Regions from separate parts of the Mus musculus genome. Here region 2 is linked to region 1. The links are chromatin loops, found by intact Hi-C in ENCODE. Cell type or tissue: gastrocnemius. All regions are shown on one strand.

Evidence for each region. A loop is a pair of places that touch in the nucleus more often than their neighbours do. Peaks named below come from ENCODE experiments on the same cell type or tissue, not always from the same donor. Only the 100,000 strongest peaks of a DNase experiment are listed, where the experiment ranks them.
Region 2: it touches region 1 in a loop (2.8-fold over the local background); 3 of 42 quality-filtered maps call a loop at or near these places.

What each region holds. Positions count from the first base shown.
Region 1 is chr11:111,518,744-111,526,743 of GRCm38, reverse strand. No RefSeq gene overlaps it. Among named protein-coding and RNA genes, the nearest start is that of Gm30158, 10 kb to the right of the region's middle. In gastrocnemius, a CTCF peak has its summit at 3,059 (motif pointing right); DNase peaks (open chromatin) are centred at 3,069, 3,848 and 5,964; H3K4me3 peaks cover 940 bases; H3K27ac peaks cover 730 bases.
Region 2 is chr11:111,441,144-111,449,143 of GRCm38, reverse strand. No RefSeq gene overlaps it. Among named protein-coding and RNA genes, the nearest start is that of Gm30158, 67 kb to the left of the region's middle. In gastrocnemius, a CTCF peak has its summit at 3,164 (motif pointing right); no DNase peak of the experiment used is centred here.

The DNA of each region.
Region 1 (8,000 bases):
AATCGTGCAACTTCTACTGTCTGAGAGGCCAGGTCTAAAGCAGTCCTGCTTGAGATACAGAGGACTCTATGCCAGCACAGAGCACTTGCAGATTATCAGCTGCATCTGCTTTTAGTCACCCTTGTGATGTTCTACTTGCTACCGCTAAAGTAATAGGCACTTACCTTGCAGATAGCACGCAGAGGAAGAGGTAAATCGGGAAATGGAAAGTCCCATCCCACTTCCTGAAATGCTGTGGTTGATTCAAACAAAACAGATGGAGGAGGGGACACCATTTAAGATAAAATTCATCTAAATAAGTGAATTCTATCCAAGCCTGGAAATCCCACTTTTAACGTCAAAACTAGAGTGAAAATCTAGATGTTTTTGGAGGAAGCCTAATACTTATAAGTGGGCAGAAACACAGGACCAGCCAAGATGTTATGCTGAGTCATGGAAAGACTATGTTATAGATTCTTGCCAGAAATATAGCTCCACTGGTTCCTGTATCACTGATCTGGGTTAATCCTCAAATAGGCAGCAGGAAAAGCTGAGTCAGCAATTATCTCTAAAGCTTTGTACATCAGTTAAGAATTCATTAGCTACATCCCATTATTAGAATCATGGTGAATAAAGCCATGTATTTATTAAGGTGCAGTGTTCACCTAATTATTGTTAGCATCCATCCTCTTCTAGAGATTTGTGTTTTATCAATCATTAACCGAATAAGTGGTTAGGCACTAAGAATCATTAGGGCATTTATTTGTTAATCAAAGCAGGGCGGATCAAATTAAAACATTAGAGCTAAGGTCAGAAGACATTGGAATCCGGTTACCAGACAAATACCTTTTCATGGTCAATGTCCAATCACAAGAGATCCCTCCAGGTTAAATGTATTCCTAAATGCAAATGTCTGGAAACACTGAAAAACTCATTTAGCTCACATTTTATAATGTAAGTGGCAAATGAGATATGGAACACTCATGGAAGCGGAAGAGGGGTGTGCAATCCGCTGTATGGAGTGACTGAGGGCTTCTTCCTCCTATTCTTGGAACATCTGCAGTACCCCATGACACAAAATTCCAGTGAATTCACATTGTGTGGAAGTTTAGAGGTAGGCAATCATTTTGCATTCCCAACTTAGTTATCAGGTATTCCAAACATTATTTTTAAAGGTATTTTATTCATTTTTAAATTAAAATATAATTACTTCTTTTCCCCCTCTCCTTTCCCCCTCTCCTTTCCCCCTCTCCTATATACATATATGTATATATGTATACATATATATCTCAGAATATATATTTTTTTCAGGAATGACTACATGGGATAATTGATTGAGGGGTTCTGCAGACTTCCTCCCGGAAGACCTGAACAGGAGTATTCTCAGCATGTCTTTGTTGCCTGTAGTTCAGTGTCTAGGGTTGGAGCCCTGTGAGATTTGCCCCTCCTATGTTAGCATATGTATTGCTGGTGTCCTTGTACATGTCCAATTTAGGCAGCCATATCCATGGCTGTCACTTCTCTGTCACTTTTAGGACCTGAAATCTCACAGAAAACTTCTTGGTCTCTTTTACTCTTACAATCTCCCCCATCTTCTGCTTCAAATCCCTTGATCCTCAGTACAGGAGGTGCATTTTAGATGGGTCCTTATTCTCTGCATTTTAAACAGTTGTGATTTTCTGTAATGATCTCTTTCTTTTGGAAATGGAAGTTCCTTTGATAGGAGGTGAGGCCTACACTTACCTGTGGTCATACAGATAAGTGCCTAGAATGCAGTTAGGAATTACCTTCATTTAGTAAAGTGATACCTGTAGTTTCTTCTCTGAGACCAATGACCTCACTAGCCATGAATAGTTAGGTTTCCACTACCAGACACAATTTCTTTCTGTTGAGCAGGCTTTAAGTCTCATTAGAAAGCTGTTGGTTACCCTCGAGAAATACATACTGCTGTTGCACCCTTAGGGTTATAGTATATTGCTGGCCATTGTAGTTTATAGGTGTTATACCTGGATAGGCAAGTTAGTTGTTTTAATCCCTTGATAGTTTGAATGGAACCATCTAGTAGCATGGAGACTAGTACTGGGGAAGAGACTTAAAAGTCAGATCCAGCTCAGGACCTCTGGGTCCTGTGTTTGAAGTACATGGAGTCTTTGGCCATAAGGACTTACCTTGCATTGCTAGGATGCAACGTAGACAATAGCTTAGGTTGTGGGATGTTCAAGTAGTGCTATTCAGACTACGGGGGTGGGGAGCACTGGATATAGCACCAAGCTAGGCCTTCGAGGTTGGGAAGGCTTCAGGAATGTACAAGAAGTAGAGGGTTGGATGGATATTCCTACAGTCTTAAAGTCCAAATTTCCATTAAAGCCAGAAGTTGTTAACTAGTGCAGGAAAAAAAAATTATGACATTCTAGAAAACACAGAGGACAAACATTCATATCCCAGATTTTCTTGGGCATTTCTTTTTTCCACATATCAGATAACCAGTAATTCTGAAATCTACCACAGAGATGGAACACAATCATACTTCAGCTTCTTTTCATTCTTTCTTTTACTTAAAAAAAAACCCTTTTAACAGAATGAAAACTCTTTTAATTTTTTTATTTTACTTCTAAATAATCAATTAGAGGAGGAAATCCAGGGATTTAGAATCATGAGTGAACTGTTCTCTCACTTTGTAAATCGGCTTTGCAAAACACAGTAGATCAGAGAATTCATGATAATTATACATGGTAACTTATTAAAACTAGAATTATAGAAAATAAATGGCACCAAGCTAACAAAAGACACTGACACGTTACAAGATGCCGCTGAGCAAAAGAAAGGAAATGTTTTGTGTGCAAGTACCTGAATGTCACTTTTGGCTCTCACAAGTATGGGTTTCAATTTTCAACTTTTGTTGGGTCCCCACAAATCATGGCTCCTGCCCCAGTATTTGTTTAATAAAATTTATTATTTGTACATGAGATGAGAGTCTCTTAGAATCCACATCCCATAAGGGAGTTCCGGTAGGATAGCAGTGGCTTATTTCAGGTGGACCAGAACACCCAAAACAAATGAAAGCACGTCTAATTGGTTTGGCCAACAGGTGGCGCCATTGTGCTGGGGGGGAAAGCATGCCCTCCCTTATGGGAAGTTGTAGGCAATATTCTGGGTGTGGAGATCTCGGGGCTCAATAGACGATCGATCAATCTCCTTTTTGTCCACTTATGTAGGAGCATTAATGCAAGACGAACGACAGCACCTCCCACAGCTCTCAATTCTGTTTATTCTGTTTCCCTTTTACATGAAAGTTTGACTTTACTGGTCTTATTTCTAACCCATGTTTTGTGAATCGTGGTTCAAATTACGGTTGCTACTAATATAATGCATTTCTTCTTTCTGTGTTAAAGAGAGACCAGAGCGTCTTTATTATCATTTCTGTTTTGGCAATGCTAGACAAGCGATGGTTGACTGAAATGTCATAGACTTTGGGGAGAAATAGAAATTATGCAAAAGCATAACGCAGTGACTTTTATTCTTTGCGGTTAGTGGTCTATTTTATTGCTTCGTCCCGAAATAAAAGCCGTCCAATTAAAAATATAATTACTTTTCTGGTAGTGTGTTTAAAACGAAAGATCTGACAGGATGGTATTTAAATATGCATCCTAGCTTTTGTAGCAGACGATGAAACCAAAGACTGCTTCTCTCTGTTCATTAAAAATTCACCCTTTTTTTCCTTCAGAGCAAGTCTGTTGACTGTTATCTTCTGCCCCGTCCCTCACCCTCCCCAGGGCAGTTTAATTTCGGGATATTGCTCTTCTTTGTATTCCTCCCACGCTGTTGTGAAGTGTTGCTATGAGGCAGAGGAGCAGCTGCTATGCCTGTCCCCAGCAGTGGCTGGATTCCAACAGTGGGCACAGGCAGTTATGTAAAGATTAGCTTTCAAGGTTTCCTGGGAAACTAGTGATACTGGTCCAGTCAGATTGGACACAGAAAACGAGAAGATTAAGTTTAACTTTGGACAAACGAACTGCGAGTGGTCAGTCCTGCGGGGGTGGGGTGGGGGGGGGGTGGGGGGGGTGCGACTCTGCAAGCTCAATCCACAGTAGTCGGCTTCACCTTTATTTTGAAAGCATATAATATATTCATATTGGAGAAACATTGAAATTATCCAGGCGACAAAGATAGTCGTGTTGAAATGAAGTTTACCGCCTTATTCACTTGCCCAGGGTCGTTACCTAAAATGATTTTGTTGATTAACAAGATACTAAACTTTCCCTCACTACGCACAAAAAAGCAAAACCGAGTAGAAGCTGCAGTTGTTTGATGAATTCAACATGCAAAACACTAAGCTAGGCAAGGTCAAAGTTCACCTCGTAATTTGCTCATTCCATTTCGCTGGAGTATCGAGTAAAGTTACACTTGGTTCTGTGTCAGATTTTGAAAAAAACAGAAAAATCCATGCAGTATGTCTCATGGAAGCCCCATAGGTTAGGAAAAGAAACGAGAGACATTGAAAGCCTGATGTGGCCCGATGATCCATCCGTGGATGTCTGAAGGCCACTGGGGGACTCTTCTTTTAATTAGCACCCTCTGTGGAAAATTCTAGAATGCCTACTCTAGTAGAACAACTATTGCTAAATGCTGGAGAAAAGTCACTTGGAGTCTCAGTTTTAAAAATGCCTGTCTAGATGATACAAACAGAAACTTCTGAATGGTTGGTTGGATTGCTATATTTTGGCCAATAACTCACAGTCCAAAATGCAATTAGTTAAGACATCAGTCCAACCTGAAAGAGCTTCAGTATAAAGAAGTAGACAGACTGGTAATAAAGAAAGGAAGATCATTCTATTGCAGAAATTCACAAATATTACAAATTAGTAATTTGCTGCGGACTGACCTCAGTCGGGCTCCCCTCAATCCGTGCTCCGGAACTCGGAGTTCCAGACAGGTGGGCAATGGAGTTGGCGAGAAATGACAAACAAATACAGACCCAGAGAGAGTGTGTATCTGAATGTAATTTGTCTCAAAGTGAGCACCAGTCTTATAAGTGACTTTTTCACAAAACAGAGGAATGCATACAAAAAGCTAACATGAACCAAGTGGGATAAAAATCAATGTTAACAACTGGGATCGAAAGCAACCCCATCTAAGGTCAGCTTAATCTTAGAAGTCAGGGACAAGGGCTTCATGCCCTTGCCATAGTTCCAATTCTAGTCTATTGTATAGTCCACCTTCCCCCTAGGGCATTGTAAATTCCTGTGTAGGAGTGTAACTCAGCTATCTATAGTTCTAAGTATCTACTCTGGTTCCTCCTTAGACCACAACCTTCCTTCTTCCTAGAATTTCCATATGTAAATTCTTGCATATGGGAGTAGCTTGGCTATTATTCTAAGTGATTGTGTGTGTGGGGGGGGGGTACTTTCTACTAATAAGTAATGTAGTCTGCCATACTTGACTGTAATGAAGATTCTAAGTATACTTTGCTAAGCTTGCCCATACTGTAAGAGAGTATGCAAGACCCTCCATACTATCTCAGGGACAAATCCGAGACATTCTAGCTATGGGCATGCCAAATTTCCAGGAGACTAAGTTTCCGTGAACTTTTCGCCATGGGACAGTGGCCAGGTTTCTGGGGCCTGTCACGCATGTCACTACTGGAGTGGATATAGCAGTTACCTATTGTCATTATTACACCTTTCATAGAAGTTGTATTTCAGAAATGAGAATTTATTTATATGTTTTCTTCTAGGGACTGACAATTGCTTCAATAAATTACCCAGGTACCCCATTTAAATATTGTAGACATTGATAAGGGGGTCTTTATATTCTATTTCAGGCAACTGTGTTCTTTCTCTTTTTTAATTGACTATTTCATTTATTTACATTTCTAAATGTTGCCCTCCATCCCAGTCCCCTCTCCTAGAGTTCTTCACCCCATTCCTCCTCCCATTTCCCTCTGAAAGGGTGCTCCTCCCGCCCCCCCCGGGGTCTTTCCTTTCCCTGGGGTATAAAGTCTCTACAGTATTAGGCACAACCTCTCCCATTGAAGCCAGACAAGGCAGTCCCCTACTACATATGTGTCAGGGTCTTGGATAAGTCCTTGTATGCTCGTTGGTTGGTGTCTTAGACTCTGGGAGCTCCTAGGGGGTCCAGGTTAGTTGAGACTATTGGTCTTCCTATGAGACTGCCATCCCCTATAGCTCCTTCAATCCTTCCCCTAACTCTTCCATAGGGGTCCCATGACCTCAGTCCAATGATTGGGGCTCTAAAGTATCTGCACCTGTCTCAGTCTGGCTGGTCAAGGTTCTTAGAGGACAACCCAGCTATGCTAGGTTCCTGTTTGCAAGCCCAACATAACATTAGTAATAAAGTCAGGGTTTGGTACCCATCCACGGAATAGATTCCATGTTTGGCCAGTCAGTAAATGGCCTTTACTTCAGTCTCTGCTCCATTTTTGCTCTCTCTGTGATTCCACTTTACATCAATCAGAATCAAAAACTCAAGTGACTGCACATGCTGGTAAGGATGTGGAGAAAGGAACACTCCTCCATTGCTGGTGGGATTGCAAACTGGTAAAACCACACTAGAAACCAGTCTGGCGGTTCCTCAGGAAATTGGAAACAGTTCTACTCAAAGACCCAAATATACAGCTCCAGGGCATACATCCAAAAGATGCTCCACTATACCACAAGGCCACATGCACCATTATGTTCATAGCAGCCTTATCTGTGATGGCCAGAAGCTGGAAATGCCACAGATGTCCATCAACTGAAGAATGGATACAGAATATGTGGTTCATTTACGTGATGGGGTACAATTCAGCTATTAGAAATGAGGACATCATGGGGCTTGCAGGCAAATGGATGGAACTAGAAAATATCCTGAGTGAGGTAAGCCAGACCCAAAAGGACATGCATGATATGTCCTCACTGATGAGTGGATATTAGCCAAAACGTTTAGAATACCCATAATAAAATCCATAGACTGTAAGAAGTTAAACAAGAAGGAAGGTACAACTGATAATGCTTCAATCCCACTTAGGAGAGGGAACAAAATAATGACAGAAGTCAAAGGAAAAGAGGAACCTGGGTGGGAGGGGAAAGAGGACAGGATCAGGTATAACGGGGCAACAGGAGAGAAGCCCAGAGGGCCAGGGGAATGAATGGGAATATGCAGCTTCTGAGGGTAGGGGTTAGGGGGGAACCCAGAGACCTGCAATTTGAGAAGTAGCCAGGACTCAATGGAGATGACTTTAGCTGAAATGGCCAACAGCTGAGAGATGGAACCTGAAGAGACCACCTCCAGGAGATAGATAGGACCCTCAGGAAAAAGACGGAATCACCAACCCAGCTTCAACGTTTTTGATACAGAATTCTTCCTGTCTAAAATAAGTGCAGGGGCAACTGTGTTATATCTTAACAACAAGAAGAAAAATAAAGAACTGCCCTTTTTGAATTGATTTTGGATGTAGTAGACTTTATTGATGAATTGAACAAATTTTGATTTTATTCTAATACTAACATGGATTTTTCTGGCAAAAAGCAAAGGGAGATGGCAGTACTATCTAAACCTGTTATACCTGTGTAGTGGAGCCATATCTTGTCTATTGTTTCTAAGAATTAATGGGACTCGTTTTCTTTCTTCCTCTATATTTTCCTCTTCCTGTTTCAAAATACACAATTATCCTTTAGGTATTGTCTGTCCCTCACACATAATTTATCTGTCATCAAATAACTCGGCACAGTTGTCATGACTTACCCAACAAAGCCTTCCAGATCTTTCTTCACTATCAGATATTTCTTTAGGCCAACACTCATGGCTTGCATCCAAAGGTTGTGGCCATTTTAATTGGCAGCTTTCATGAGTAGAAAATACCACTTCAAAGTAGGTCGGAAAATAGTTGGCTTTGGGTTTATCGATAATGAGTGGTCAGTTCTACTTATTGGAAAATATGACTTTATTTTCCAATGTGACTAGTATAGCTAAAACTAATTTGAGTATCTTATAGTTGTGCATTTGCCTGTGTATATTTTTAT
Region 2 (8,000 bases), 78 kb after region 1:
TCTGTGGATGTAAACACAGTAGTTATAATAAATTAGCTTGAGTGTGTGTATCAGTGCTCATGTATAATACAACTGATGTTGAAAAATAGATACCAGGACAGATGGATACTCAGCAAAACAACAAAGGAATTAACATGATTTGCCTCTTCATACAACATGTCATTGAGAATAACATAGAAAGGACTTATTAATAATTTTATGTACTTGTACATAAAATGAGATGGGGAAAGGAGAAGATAATTTTTGATTACTTAGGAAAATGAAATCAGACTTGGCAAGGGTCTGAAACTTTTCAATCAAAATTTGATGCTTAAAGTGCTAACAATTATATACAAGCCTGGTGAGTCTTTTGTATTATTTCTTTGAGAAATTTATTCCCTGTACTACAAGCAAAGAGTTCAATTAGAAATTATTTATTCTAACTTGAGTATCTGTCAGGGCCTATGTTGAGTTAAATGTGAAAAAGAATACCAAATATATCTATCTTCAACTAAACCCAGTGTATCTCTAAGTGTTTCTCCTTCCCTCCTCTTTCTTGTCATTTCTCTAACCTCTCCCAAGTTTGCACCTTTCATCCATTTTTTGCCCCCTTTCCTTCATTTATTCTTCCTTTGTGATACAGAAATATGAGTGCCCAGGAAAATACATATTGGAATATGAGGAATTGAAGATACTTCATGGTGATTGTTTTCGTTTGATTCTTTCTTTGTTGATTTTATTTTTGAGAATTTCATGTATGGGTACCATATGGCTACTCAGTAATGTGTAAGAGTCTCCCCAGGGATAGCACAGACCATGAACACCCAACATGGACCTTGGGCATCACCGCAGCCTGTAGCATGGATCATGGATACCAGCATGGTCTCCAGGAGTAGCACAGACCATGGAGGGCTTTTGCATAGGCCCAGTCCAGGAAATGAACCATCTTCCATCTTGGACATCACTCTATTGCTCAAAGCCAGGGCAATTGTGCAGCTGCACTGGCAGCACATTCAGGGGCAAACCATGCTCCAGTGTATATATGGACAACACAAATTAGTCAATGTGTTCATTTCTCCTCCTCCTCTTCCTCCTCTTCCTCCTCCTCCTCCTCCTCCTCCTCCTCCTCTTCCTTCTTCACTTTCAGGGAGGGTACAAAGGTAAGATAGTGGAGCTGAGAGGACTGGGAAGTGAATGTTATTGGTGTGCATTATGTAAAATTTCCAAATAGTTGATAAAAAAGTAAATAAAATACCACATGCGCATGCACACAACACACACACACACACACACACACACACACACACACACACACACACACACACACGAGTTTCCAACGTGACACTGGTTTTGAGATACTGAAGGGGTTATGGAGAGAAGCTGAGGCTTGGCGTCATGAGAGTCCATTGGTGAAGGAGAAGCCTCCGATGCAGTGGAAACCCTAGGATTGAAGGGGTCATGGAGAGAAGTTGAAGCTTGGCAAAATGTGCCAATTTTGGTGTTCCTAAAGAGTAGCCAGAAGATTATTGGTATAGGTAAAATTTGTGAATACTCCAGCATATTGAAAATGCCAAGTCTATGGAATGACTGTGAAGGATAGCAGCAGCTATGATGTAGAGATAGCCCAGGCCTATCCAATGAGCTATGTGTGCCATGAATTGCCGGGCTTGAGAGGGGTGCTGCCAAAGCCTGTTGGAGCCCAGAAGATTCAGAGTGAATAGTAAATGTCGGATGTTGAGCTTCAGGGTTTGGTCCACACTGTTGAAGCTTGGTTTCATATGTGGCCTGTTTTTTTTTTTTTCCTTTTTGAAATACAAAATATATAATCTAAGTTTTATTTTATGGGTTAAATAAAATAAATAGTTAGGTGACTTTGGGGCCTTCCAGAAACTGGATGTATTAAATATATTTAAGTATTTATATATTTTTATAAATATATTTAAATATATATGTATATTACATAGTCTGAATGAACTTTTAAAGAGTGTGAGACTTTTAAAACTACTGTTTTATATTGTGCTGTTGATATTAATATGTGATCATGGTGATAAACTACAAAAAAAGCAAGTTTATAGTTTAATAGCAATATACCAGTCTGCCAAGTTAACGAGAAGTCAAACGTCTTAATCAGATATTTGTTAACATGATATATGATGGAGCTAACTAAGTATAGGAACTTCAATTGCAACAATACCTCCATCAGATTGGCTGTAGGCGAATCTGTAGGGTATTTTCTTAATCAGTAATTGGTATGGGAGGACCCAGCTCACTGTGGGTGATGTCACTTCTGGGCAGGTAGTCCTGGGTGGTATAAGAAAAGCAGATGAATCCATGGGGAGCATGTCAGTAAAAAGCACGCCTCCATGCTCTCTGCCTCAGTTCCTACCTCTAGGTTCTTGCCTTGACTTCTTCCCAATGCTTTCCTCTGTGATGGGCTGTAAACTGTAAGATCAAGTTAATCCCCAGGCCCCACAGTTGCTTTCACTCAACGTCTAATCACAGCAATAGAAAGAAAGCTAAGATAGTACCATAGGAAACATGTGTTGTTTTCATGCACAGTTGAATCAGAGGTTAACCGTGTGCAACCTAAAACCTAGCTAAGACCTTCAATGAAGTGTCTCTTTGTTCCTGCATTCTTCTTTGCAGGTGGGTGTCATTCACCAACTGGCACTTGACATAATTTAATGATAGCTTCGCATGATAATGGCTAGTCTCCTTTTCTGTCTCCCAGACACAACAAAATGCAAAGCAGACAAGTCGGTTAGGGCCTGGCCAGGTATCATTCAGTGCACTACTGTATAACCACCCCTTTGCAGTCTTTGCATGGTTCAGACATTCTCTCCAAAATTCCCCTTCAAGTCACAGCAAGCTTTTCAAGCAAAATACTGAGAGAGAATGTAACACTGCGCAGTCCTCTTCAGTCAAGCCAGAATGTCTGGGATCTCTGAATATTATGTTTACAAAAGCAGCGTGGGCAACTTCCTGGCCCTGGTGGAGAAAACTTGCAGACAGTTGACTTCCCAGAAGTCTGCAAACGGACAAAATGCTTTTATTTCTTATTCAAAGGCTGTAGCTTTTAATTAAAGGTTACACCAACTGGGACCCCAGTATTTGAGTATTTGTTATGCTGTGATTTCTCCATCCAGTGCGTTGCTTAACTTTTTAATGTAATAACCACCAGAGGGCGAAAGAGATCACATTTCAAAGGACTTAAAGGCCTGTTTCAGCCAGTAACCCAATCAATGATGGTAAATAGTCCCACTGGATGGAAAACCCAAGGCTGAGCACACAGCCTGTCTGCATCAGCTTCCATGCTAAACACAGCATGTTAAACGTGTTTAAGGCAGATTTATGTATAAAATCTAAGCAATCAATTTCAGCAAACTAATTCCCAAAGTACAAAATATTCAATAAGGTCTCCCCTGGCCATACTGCTTTAGATGCGACATCTAAGTGGAGAGATGTTACATACCTACATACGCAAGCATATTCTTTTGCTTTGCATGGGCCAGACTTCCACACCTTATCTTTATTAACAACACCTTCTTTCATTCTGAAATCACCTGGATACCCCATCTATATTCACAGATTATCTATGCTTTAGGTACACAGAGAGGACTCTGAAGGAACTATACTCAATATTTTCCTTTAGTTATCTTTCATTGGACAGCCTGATTCATAGCTAGACATACCCTACATAGCCACATCACTAGACATCACAGAGACTTCTCAATATGCTCAGTACCATCCTACCCCACCCACACACCTAATTCTAGTGACCTAACACATTCAACCATGGAAAGGCATTAAGTTGTACCTTGTCCTTGACAAAGAAGAATAAGATATAAGTCTTTGGAGGAGAAGGGTTCAGAGGTAGAAATTATCAAGGAAGTGATTTCACCGCCCTAGGCAAGGCAGGCTTTTCTTCTACCTTTGGCATAAAACTAAAGAGAAAAATTTCTTCCTTCAAAGGGGCATTTTAACAACTGAAGTGTTCCAGGAAGCCAGGATCCCATTGTTAGGGTAAGCTTTCCAATGACACGTCTGTTTAGGTAATGTCCAGGCTGCATTTTCATCCTCTGGAGATATCAGAATTGGAGTAAGTATTTTTAGCACTTGAGAGAGGAAGGAGAACGTGTTTGGGTCTGAGTTTGGTTTCACCATTTAGTTCGGAGTTGCATAACCAAGGAAAATTGCTCAACATCTTTAATCCTCCGGTTTCTGGGGGCTAGAGAAGTGGCTCAGTGCTTTTAAAACATTTGCTGATCTTGCAAGGGACCTGAGTTCAGTTCCTAGCACCTTCATTGAAAGGCTTACAAATGCCTTAAAAGTTCTCCTGAACATCTTCCTTCCAAGTCTATCACATACACTATCACTTTGGTTTCTAAGGGAAACATCAACTCTTCAGTTGTTAAAATTTCTCATCCAGTGTGAATAAACAACAAAAACCAACAGCGAGTAGGTAAATAGATAGCTGCCTTTGTCCAAGAACACATAGACAGACACAGACATACGAGCAAACACACAGACAGACAGACAGACATGCGCACAGACACACAGACACACTTTACAGTATACAGTGGCTATATTCGAGTGACTTGATTTTTGTCTGGTTTCCATTTAACTCCTGAGGGGGGAAAATGTCAACTCCACAGATGTCTTCAGACAGAAGATTTTAGAGCCCAGAGGACTGTGAAGTTTCACCTTATCATATATAGCACCTGGACCTACAGAGATTTTGCAAGAGACATTACTGTAATCCAGAAAGATCAAAGGCAAATGAGTCATTTGGACAGTCCAGTTTCAGATGGAGACTTCAGAATAACATTCAAAGATAAGCCATACAAATTTAAACCCCTGGGGATTGTTTATTTATTTGTGTGTTATTGTTATTTATTTGTGTGTGGGGAGGGGCACACATGTACATGGTGGCACGCATTCATGTAAAAGCTAGAGGTCAAGGTCAGATGTCTCTGTCACTCTTCACATTATGTTATGAGGCAAGACCTCTTGCTGAACTTGACCAGCTTGGCTGTCCAGTGAGCCCCTGAGGTTGTCCTGGCTCTGCCTGCCCATCAGTGAGGTTACATACAACACTTGTTGTTTCTCCTGGCTTTTCACATGGAGCTGGATATTCAAACTCAGCTCCCCATTCTTACACGCCAAGTACTACCCTGACACAGTGCCTCACACCAGTCATTTTTTCAAAAAGGAAAATAAAAGTTAATTTTCATTGTTTCTTCTTCTTTAACATGCATCCTTTACATCCTTGTCTGTAGGTGGATGGTAACCATCCACAAGATTTAGGCTCTTTTAAATCCCAGAATGTTTGCTTATGCTCCATGCTTAGATTGTACATTGGATGACAAAACTGTTTCCTTCTGTTGGATATGTTTCAAGAACTGGACAGAGCAATTTTGCTTACTTTCAGTTAGCTAGGACTAATTACAGCCCTGTATCCAACTAGGAGGAAACTATTCTTTGTCTTTAAGAAAGAGGAGGTGCTAGTGGTGGAAGCCCATGTTCCCTAGAATTGTGAGATCTGATATTTGGTCTATGAATGAGCTAATTTCTCTTCAGTGTTACACAATGTTGAGTAGGAAAGTTAAACTTAGTGTTTGTATCATTGCCCTTTAATGTTTGAGTTAGCATGTGCTGCTAACTTCAGATAGAGGATATTTACCAGGTGGTAATGATCCTTGAAATATAATTCCTTTTGCTTAAAATACCGAAAGTAAATAACACAGAAAGCACAGTGAAAAGGGATAAACTACAAATACACACACACACACACACACACACACACACACACACACGACACTACTTAAGGGGCACAATGACCAGGACGTGTGCCCTATTTGTGATAATGTGACAGAGGAGAGGTAAGAGAGGAGGGTGGTCAAGATTAACATATGGAGGAAGCCAATTAACATAAAGCCGCTCCCCATAAGAGTTATATTTAAGGAAGCTAGACATAAGTATAGGAGGAGGTGGGTGCTATTAAAATGACTAATAAAAACTCTCACTCTCATGGCCAAATGCCTTTTGAGGTCCTAAACTTACCTAGCTCTCTCTAGCCTGTTTCCATTCTCTCTCTCTTTCTCTCTCTCTTTCTCTCTCTCTCTCTGTCTCTCTCTCTCTCTCACCTCTCTCATTGTCTCCGATCTGATTTCTTTGCCCAGAACACATTCTGCCAAACTGTAGACTTTATTTGGATGCAGAGAAAATGATTTGGTTACTAAGAAGGGGCAGGAAGTTCAAATGGAGAAAATGACAGGACCAGAAGCACAGATGTGAAGCAATGGACACAGAGCTCTGCTCCTGCATTGGACCAGGTAGCAGTGAATGTCCTGTGCAGGGACAGAGACTTCCATTCTCCAACAAGTACCTGTTGCATACATCTTCATAAATCATGCAAGGATTTGTGCTCACTCAGGCATTCAGGTCCCTCTGGTGAAGAAGATGAATTTATTAATCACCTAAGTGCACAAGAAGACCTCTAATATTTTAACCAGCAATATCCTGTGCCTGCTTTTATGGAAATGTCCTCCTTTGCAGTGATCTCCCAAAAACCTTTCAAGGGCAGCAATCTGAAGAAGAGGAAGCCCAGTCCCCTCCATGCCTTTGCCTGACACTTTGGCAGATCAAAGATGTCATCTTACAAAAGAGAACTTTTCAAGATGTGGTCAGGAGACTGGTTTTACAGAGGAAGCAAACAGAAATAAATCCCACAGTCACAGACAAGAATGGTCTGCTGCTCCTCAGTTCTCTTCTTGCTCATGTTGCCAAATCTGGAGGCACCAAACCCCAGGGAATGTAAAGAACAGTCTCTCTCTCTCTCTCCCTCTCTCTCTCTCTCCCCCCCCCTCTCTCTCTCTCTGTTACTCCATGATTCTTTACATTTGAACTGCAATCCCAACTTCATGTTATTTTCTGAAGTCATTGAAATGGCATCCCTATATGTGGATAAATCTCATTTGAAATTTGTTGGTCACTAGACTCTGAGCTAGGAGACCAAATTTCACTTCATGAAATTTGGTGTCACCTTTTTGTCCTGTTTGAATCTCTCTCATATGTATTTGTGAAATTCTCATAAAAACTAATCACTCTATTTCCTTGACAGATCATATTTTGTGAAAGACAAAACAAATCCAAACAACCAACCAAAAAACCTTCTGCATTATTTATACTCAAAGAGACAAACAAAAATGTCCATTTCAAGAAATCATAGTTCACAGTCCCTTTTCTCCACTGTGGATTAAATGGCAAGCAGAACATTTCACAGGTGATACTGATTTACCACCTGCTATTTTGATTGGCAGGGACTGGAATCCATATCCACTTAATTTACTGGTTTATGGAATAGGTTCATTAAGAAATGAGAATGAGTCTTATTATTGCTGTTAGAAATAAGCGGCATGGTCCCAAACAAATCACACCATGCAACAGATCTCACATGGAAGGTTTATTAGGAGGGTGTCAGAGGTAGCCTCTGGGAGAGGGAGGAGGAAAAGAGAGAGGGAGGACCAGTCTTTTATCTAGGCGATGATGCGTGTGCCAAGGGACATAGCAAGAATATAACATGCATAAATCTTCTAAGTGATAAATATATTCTTTCATGAGCTGGGTCAAGATAATTCCCTTTCTCACTGAATTGTCACACAATCCAAAGTACAGCTTTCTGTTTGAGGATAAAAAAGAATAGTGTGTTATTCTCCATCATGTTTAAGTTTTGTTGCATGTAAAGCAGTCTGAAGTCTTTAAGCAAAAGAATTGAATTAACAACTCATTTCAAACACAATAGGTATGTTATACTGGAATTTCATGGCATCTCCTCTTTAAAATTAACAAACAAGCAAGCAAACAGAAACTATAAGAAGTGTTTCTGAACTCAAAAATTATCAAGCTCTATAGTAGAGCTTCAGGAATGTATATTAAATTTGCAAGTTATCTTGCACTATTCTTTTTTATTCAATACACTAGACTTGTACATTTTCCTGTACAGTTCATAAAAGACACTC